Regions from separate parts of the Mus musculus genome. Here region 2 is linked to region 1. Evidence: chromatin loops called from intact Hi-C (ENCODE). Cell type or tissue: heart. All regions are shown on one strand. Each heading gives the region's core, and the rest is flanking DNA. Links, peaks and the distances in the headings are about the cores only.

Region 1 (4,399 bases), core at 267-4,266:
GAACCACAGATCCCCAACTTACATAACAGGATCTGTGACTCATTCTAGATGCCCAGGTGCCAACATCTTGAACAACTCTGTCGGTGTTTCTACCATCCTCCACACACTCGAGGGGCCAGTGGTTATTTATAGTAGTTTTCCTTATGCATACCTAATGTCAAGCATTTGAACTGTTTCTCAAAAAAGTGGATGAATGAATGAGAACAATTCATTTACTTCAAGAGCCTTTATGTCTAGCTTGACCTCAGTAAGGTTTTCTTTACCTTTGTCTCTCTGGCTCCTATTGGAACCACCCTGACCCCTCTGCCTGTAGGGAAAGAAAGAACTGTTAAAAAGAAGTGATAGGTTTCAGAGTTTTAAATATTTGAGTTCGGATTCAAGCTTTCTCTGTTTTTTTTTTAATTAGGTATTTATTTCATTTACATTTCCAATGCTATCCCAAAAGTCCCCCACATGCTCCCCCACCCACTCCCCCACCCTCCCACTCCCACTTCTTGGCACTGGTGTTCCCCTGTACTGAGGCAGATAAAGTTTGCACGACCAATTGGCCTCTCTTTCCACTGATGGCCAACTAGGCCATCTTCTGATACATATGCAGCTAGAGACACGAGCTCCGGGGGGTACTGGTTAGTTCATATTGTTGTTCCACCTATAGGGTTCCAGATCTCTTTAGCTCCTTGGTTACTTTCTCTAGCTCTTCCATTGGGAGCCCTGTGATCCATCCAATAGCTGACTGTGAGCATCCACTTCTGTGTTTGCTAGGCCCCAGCATAGTCTCACAAGAGACAGCTATATCTGGGTCCTTTCAGCAAAATCTTGCTAGTGTATGCAATGGTGTCAGCGTTTGGAAGCTGATTATGGGATGGATCCCTGGATATGGCAGTCTCTAGATGGTCCATCCTTTCATCTCAGTTCCAAACTTTGTCTCTGGGTGAGTTTGTCTCCAAACTCCTTCCATGGGTGTTTTGTTCCCAATTCTAAGAAGGGTAATCAGAATATGTTAGACTTTAATTCAACTGCAACCTTTAAACCATAGTGGCTATGTATATATATGTGTGTGTGTATCTATATCTATATTTATATCTATATGTAAAATATGGCGCCTCAACATCTGTAAATGACGCCACAGCAAAGCTTACATGGAGTTTATTTTACTTTTATGTGTCTATGTCCACATGTCGGTCTATGCACATGAGTGCAGCTGCATTGGAGGACTGAGGCATCAGATTCCATGGAGCTGGAGTAACAGGCTGTTGTGAAGCACCTGAGATGGGCGCTCAGAACCATCCTCTCTGCAAGAGCAGCAGGCACTCTTGTCCACTGAAAACTCTCTCCAGCCCTAAGACTTACATATTAAATGCTCATTTTAGAAAAGAAGAAAAGTCAGAACTAATGAGATATGTTCAGAGTAAACATTTAAGCAAAAAGAGAAAAGCCCAAAGTAGTAGAAGAAAATGATAAAAGAAAAACAAAACAAAACAAAACAAAACAAAAAAACCAAAAACGAAACAATCAAAAAGAAAACCAAAGGTATAAAAGCCAGAAGTTCAATCTGTTGCAAAGATTAATAAAACTGATTCATCAGGCACCAAGAGGATTAGAGAGTACAGAACAAGAAATGAAAAGGAATGTGTGCCCACAGCTCCCACATATTAAAATGATAATAAGGTATAGTGAATAATAGCCTTATGCAAACATATATAACATCTTTTGAATAAGCCTATAGATAGAGATTAAATATGTAACAAATATCTTCCTGGAAAAAAAAATTCCCAGAAACATAGCTGTAAAAGGTACTTTACAAGATATCAGCAAAGCAAACACTGGATGAAAAAAACTGAATAACACACTGTAAACAAACAGGGTATATCCCAGAAACATCAAAGCAGTCTAACAGTCAAAACTCAATATACTTAGTAAAATATTTTTAAAGTAAAAAACACCTTTTTCAATCGGTAAAAAAAACATGTGGCAGAATTCATTAATTCAGGAAAAAAAACTCATCAAGTTTTAATGAGAAGAGACCTTTTTCAGTGTAAAGAAGGTTGTTGGCAAGAACTGAGTCTGAAAATATGATATTTGCTCTGCTTATAAGTTAATAATTAGTCTATCACACTTCACAGATGCTGGCAGAAGACATAAGCCTCATGAGGCAACGGTAAGGACAGTTGTTTTGTAGGAAAAGCGGTGTTAATTATATTTTCCTGTTAGAGTTCCAAGCCCCAGTTATCACAAGGTAACACAAGAGCCAGGAATATTCGCATGCCAGGTAGTTTACACTACAGCATTCTGAACTAAGGGAACTCGATCTTCTTAAGATAAACAATAGCTGAACATGCCCGCTCTGCCCAGAGGGTGAGACATTGTCTTTACTATTTGGGATAATAAACAAAACATCCTTACTTTTCAGATGCTGTATCTGCCATGGCCTTTCACTCTTTAAGAGTCCTTGAAAAGGAGAGTCCACAGCAAAGAGTGATTTATGCTTGTGTGCACAAGATACAGTAACATGAAACCTCACAGAAAACGGTCTCCTGGCTGGTAATGAAATAAAGAATGCTCTTAACATAAAATCTGAAGAAAATGATGTAGTTATATAATTTCAACTCAGCATTTGTCTTCCCCAATGTTTTAGTTGATCAGTTACTTCTCTGCTTTTGTAATGAGACAGATTGACCAAGGAAACTTATATAAGAATTTAACAATCATAATTCAAAATATTGCAGGAATCAGTTAAATAGTTCTAGAACTATTTAGAAAGACAAACTAAAAATTATCAAAGTAAGTAGATGTCCTTAAAAATGAATTATTCTGCTACCAATCTTGAGGTCAAGAAGCCAGGTTTGCCTCCATCCTCAGTAAGTCAATTAGCACAGTCAAATTTATTAGTAAAAGCAAAAAAAAAAAAAAAAAAAAAAAAAAAAAAAAAGGAGATGCATTCAATGTGGCCACACTGGGAAGAGGAACAAGAAATACAGTGATATCCCCTGCTGCCCCCCACAAGTCTATCTTCTGCATTCTGAAGTGAAAGCCAAAGGCAAGCCTAACCAAGAAGTCCTGGTTCAGCGCGGTCCTGTCCACCATTGACATGTTTTGGTCAATGACTGTGTCATGTGTAAGGTAGTCTAACAATGCCAAATCTGTTTCTGCATGCCTTCCAACAGGCAGGCACTTTAGGCTTTTTTTTTTTTCCTCTTCCCAGCATGAGATCCCTGGGAAAATTCCAATTTCTTGGGGTGTATCCTGTTAACAGTCTAGAAGCCAAAATAGGGTACACAAGTGTTTCTTCAAAATATTTATTTCCCTGCCAGACCCATTTCAATACTACATTCATTAATGAAGCATAAGCTCGCTGTTGAAAGGTTACTTTTCTACCAAACATATTTATAAATTCATAACAATCTCAGTTAAAAATATAAGGGGATAATTTTTATAGAAAACTTTTTAAATTAAAAAAATATTTGTTTTAAATCATGTGTATGTATGTGTCTGTTTGTGTGTGTATGCACATGGAAAGCAGGTATCCTTAGAGGTCAGGAGATGGTGTCAGATGCCCTGGAAATAGTATTACAGATGGTCATGAGTCATCCAACATGGGCTCTGGAAACTGAACCCCAGTCCTCTGCAAGAATACCTTGTTCTCTTAACCACAAAACCGTCCCTCCAGCTCATATTTGAAGTGTATATGAAATTGAAAGGATGAAGAATATCCAAAGTAATCCGAGGAAGTCTTCCTATAGAGCCATATAATCACAGCGTGGTGTCAGGATAGACAAACATATCAAAGGGACCAATGGAAAAACTCATAGGTTCTCTCACTCTTCATTAAAAGTAAGCCAGGAAAGAAAGTCTTCTAAACAAAATGTGGGGAATAGAGGCATGGACCAACTTGTCCACACCAAACATACACCTAACAGTTAAAACTATCAAGCTGTTGCATACAAATGGAACGTTCACCTTATTAAAGGGTAGAATCTACTTCTGGCTTGGCACATGCCATACTCTCTTCCCTTAAAGGTTAATGCAGTAGGCAGGTCAATCACCTGGCCTCAGAAAGGCAGATCCATTTGAAGCTGTGTTAAAGAGGTGGGAGGAATAATTATCCACTTATTGAGATCATAATATACTTTCCCTTGCCAGCATACTTGCCCTCTCAGTGGCTCATGGGGATCAGAAGGGTAAGAAAGGGACAAGAGGCTCTGTTGGCCTCTTATACAGACTCTGAAAGGTGTATGTTTATTTTTTTTTCTTCTCTGTACTTTTCCTTTAGATGCTGGTCAGAGACCAACCATGCTTTTCCTAACACTTTGGATTCATTCATTCTTCAAGGCTTCCCTCCTTACTATGTGGCTGATCTTCATGATGGCTTAGCTCGAACGGTATGGTCTTTCTCCTCCAT
Region 2 (4,399 bases), core at 141-4,140, 68 kb before region 1:
ATGTAGAAAAACAGAATAAGAGGGATACATTCATCTCCTTGGTATTAGGAAATAATATTAAAGTGCAAAGAAGTATTCACAGACTATACTTGCATTTACATGTTTACAGTATCTAGAGGTAGAGCCAGAAATCCAAAGCTGACCTCAGCTACAGTACTGATTACAAGCCAGCCTCCTTGGTACTGCATGTGACCCTGCATCAAAGGTAAACAAATAAAAGCTTTTAAAAAAGCAATAGGAATTTAGTCGGAATACAATCTACATGCCAAGAGACACAAATATGGGATGAAAATGGAAAGAAATGGATATTGAAGGCTACGGAAGAGTAAAGAATTCACAGGTACTGAATGATTGGTTATTGCTATAGAGACAGAATGCATAGTTTCTCCTTGCATCCTCTCTTAAAGTAGAATTCAACCCTAGTTTTAAGATTCTGTGGCTATGTATGTAATCCCACAGTCACATCTCTGACCCACAATTGTTCCTGTCTGAAAGAATTACAGGGACAAAAATGGAGAAGAGCCTGAAAGAAAAGGAGGTCCAGCAACAGGCCCAAAGTGGAAGGGAGGTTCAAGGGGAGGTTCCAAAGTCTGAAACTATAATTGAGGCTATGGGGCACTCACAAAAAGGGGTCTATCATGACTGTCCTCTGAAAGACTCAACAAGCAGCTGAAGGAGTCAGATGCAGATAGTTGCACTCAACCAATGGACAGAAGCTGCTGACCCCTGGTGATGAATTAGGGAAGGCTGAAAGAAGCTGAGGAGGAGGGCAACCCTATAAGAGGACCAGCAGTCTCAATTAATCTGGACCCCCAAGATCTCTCAAACACTGGACGACCAAACAGACAGCAAAGCATACACCAGCTGACATGAGGCCCCCAACACACATACAGTAGAGGACTTCTGGATCTGTGTTCATTCAGAGATGATGCACCTAACCCTCAAGAGACTGGAGGCCCCAGAGAGTTTAGAGGTCAGGTGGGGTGAGGTGTGGAGGAGGTGTGGGATGTTGAGCAGTCAGAGGGTGGATGCGGGGTGGGGTGGGGGAGACAGGGAATGGAATACGGAGTGTAAAAAAATGAATTAAAATAAAATAAAATTTAAAAAATGTTGAACACAATATAACAGCAACTATTACTTCATATTACTTATTATTCGGTGGAACACAGTGAGGACTTTACTGTGTCAAAAGACAGGTGGTGACACCTGTTCTGTGTTCTCTACTTAGCAAGATTCGAGAAGTTAAGGCAAAGATTTTCATTATTTAGATAGAAAAGACAATGAAGAAAATGAGGGAAACAAGTCTGAGAAGAGGCTTAAGCTTAGAACCAAATTGAATAGGTTTTAAAATATCCCACAGTAGACTTTGTAATTTACCTTCAACTAGGAAATGTTAGACTATAAGGGAGGGAGGGAGGGAGGGAGGAAGGGAGGGAGGGAGGGAGAGAGATCTAGTGGATGGAGATGCCTGCTGTTGAGCCTGGTGATGTGAGTTGTGCCCTCATTCATTTAATTAACGAGGAAGAGGACTGAGGCCATCTGGATTTCCTTTGTTCTCCATGGCAACACCATGGCACACACCTAGATGCATACATTCGTATACACACACACACACACACACACACACACACACACACACACACACACACACTACGTGTAACAAAAAAATGTTTCAAGAGAAAAACTGTAGACTGAGAGGATGAGAGAAATATGAGCAAAGCATATTAACAAAACGAATTGCTGTCTTACAAAATTCAGAACATTGAGTAAGAATTCCTGCGCAAGCAATTAACTGGAACTAGTTATCAATCAGAGTAGAGAAATCAATCCTGGCAAGTTGACAATCAACCTGTAATCAAATCCCGTGCCAGGCAGGCATGCCTATGCAGGTGGTGTCTCATATCAGCAAGAAGAAAGGATCCCTACCTTTAGAATAAATTAGGCAGAGCTAAGTGTTAGAAGAAACCTCCCAGAAGCAAGGCAAAGAGATAAATGGGAAGAGACCAGGGCCAGGAATATAGGCTTACCAGACTAAGACAGGAAAAGAGGCCAAGAGACTGGGCCAAGACAACCAGGCGGATCCTCTTCCTGTTAATTTCCAGGGGTAAGGGTGAGAGTCAGCTGGAAAAAAAATATTTTGTAACTAAGATGTGTAGCCAGGTTGGCTTTTCAAGCCACAGAATTCTGGAGAGCTATTCTCTGTGTTTACAACAGATTCATTCCTCAGACTGGAATTAGCTAAGGATGTTTTCTATTCCTCACTGAAACACGATGGGAAATTGTCTCAATATCCAACTCTCCTTGGGTCCTTATGTGCCAAGGGGTCATGGGTCACCAAGAATGCTTTGGACCCCATTGTTGAGAGGTGAGAAGAAGAAGAAGGAGGAGGAGGAGGAGGAGGAGGAGGAGGAGGAGGAGGAGGAGGAGGAGGAGGAGGAGGAGGAGGAGGAGGAGGAGGAGGAGATCTATTTTTTTTTTCAGGCCAAGACTGTTCTGTCCTTGGCTATGGATGTATCCCCAGCCTCAAGGTCTGACTTATTCCAAGTCTGACTTATTTCAACTCACCCACAAAACGTTTGACCCAAAAGTTTTTCTGTCTAAAAGAAACACAGGGACAAAAATGGAGGAGAAAATGAAGAAATGACCAACCAATAACTGGCCCAACTTGAAACCCATCCCATGGGCAAACACCAATTTCTGATGTTATTAATGACACTCTGTTATGCTTGCAGACAGGAGCCTAGTATAACTGTCCTCTGAGAGGCTCTACCCAGCAGCTGACTGAAACAGACACAGGTAACCACAACCAAACATTGCAACTATAAGATCAGGGACTCTTATAGAAGAGTTGGGAGAAGGACTGAAGGCCTTCAAGGGGATGGGAACCCCACAGGAAGACTAACAGAGTCAACTAACCTGGACCCCTAGGAATTTTCAGAGACTGAGCCATCAACCAAAGAAAACACAGGCTGGAACAAGGTCCGTGGTGAAAGAAAGATGAAATTTCAAGACCTGTAAGTCATATAAAGTACTCAGAAATTGCTGGTTGTTTGTGAGCCTAGAGGCTGCCTGGGGCTGTGAAAAAAGAAAAACAAATCTGGGTATGCCCCATAGTTAAAACATTCCTGGGAACATCTTGACCATAAAGATAAGGAGGAATGTGAGGACATAACAGGGCTATCTGAACTGAGTCAACAACTCACAGAACTCTCACACCCTGCACGTACATTTAATTTTTCTGCTGATGTTTGAATAAGCCAATAGTGTGTCGCTATGCTGAATTCCACACCTCTAAGCCCCTTATCCCATAAAAACCCCTAGCTTCCAAGCCTCGTGGCCAACATCCATAATCTCCTGTGTGGGATGCAAGTCGGTCTGGAGCTCCATCACTAAAATACCTTGTGTAATTACATCAAGATGGTCTATTAGTGATTTTTTGGGTGCACACCGAATCGGGAATTGAGTGGGGGTTTCCCCACTAAGTTCTATCAGTGGCACATATGTAGCAGATGTGCAGCTTGCAACAACTGGAGTGGAGGCTCTCCTTAAAGCTGTAGTCTGACTGTGGTATCCATTTCCCAGCAGGGCTGCCTTGTCTAGTTTCAGTGGAAGAGAATGTGCCGATGTGCCAGGGTAGGGGGATACTCAGAGGGGAGTGGGCACTCTCTCATAGGAGAAGAGGAGGGGAATGGAGGGAGGATCTTTGTGAGTGGGGGACTGGAAAGGGCAGGGTTTAGGATGTAAATGAATATAAATTTTTTAAAAAGTCCTATTTATAATCACACAAGCCTACTTCTGGTCTCTTAGTTAGCAGTGTGTACACCTAGCATGGGTGCCATTATATCACAAACTGATGTCAGCAGAAAACCATTGTCCCCAGACATACACAAGAATTTAACCCAAGGGATGGGGGAATTCTAAAGTATCTGCAGCTTCACTAAGAACCTGAGTATGAACACCCTTCCTGGTAACCCATAAACCAGACTCTCCACATGGCTCTTTCCCTCTGCTGTAAACAGGCTAGCCATGCTAATCTCTGATCTAAAGTCATGTTCACATCTCTGTTCATTCCCATCTGTCAGGCAACATCATGGAGCTTTATGCATAGAGTAAATACTAGCTCTTTGACCTTAACCACTCTAGTTAGGTCACATAAAATCCAGGGGAAAGTCACTCTTGGCAATACAGCCCTAGCCTATTCTATTGTAGAGGGAATATTTTCCAGAGCACAGGGAAGCTACAGTACTTTTTTTTAAACAGAAAGAAACATTGAAAGATTTAATTTTGGATGAACAAACGTTTTTTTCTACCAATAGAAGAGCACTTTCACTGGAATATATGAAAAGAGCCATCCTTCCATGCCCCAGGCTTTGCATCTCTAAATGGGCACTTGAACTGG

What was found. Peaks named below come from ENCODE experiments on the same cell type or tissue, not always from the same donor. Only the 100,000 strongest peaks of a DNase experiment are listed, where the experiment ranks them.
Region 2: a loop joins it to region 1, with 2.4 times the contacts of the local background. A loop is called at or near these places in 7 of 42 quality-filtered maps.

The regions. Positions count from the first base shown.
Region 1 is chr16:45,200,224-45,204,622 of GRCm38, reverse strand. No RefSeq gene overlaps it. Among named protein-coding and RNA genes, the nearest start is that of Btla, 22 kb to the left of the region's middle. In heart, for the core only: no CTCF peak of the experiment used is centred there; no DNase peak of the experiment used is centred there.
Region 2 is chr16:45,267,749-45,272,147 of GRCm38, reverse strand. No RefSeq gene overlaps it. Among named protein-coding and RNA genes, the nearest start is that of Btla, 46 kb to the right of the region's middle. In heart, for the core only: no CTCF peak of the experiment used is centred there; a DNase peak (open chromatin) is centred at 2,047.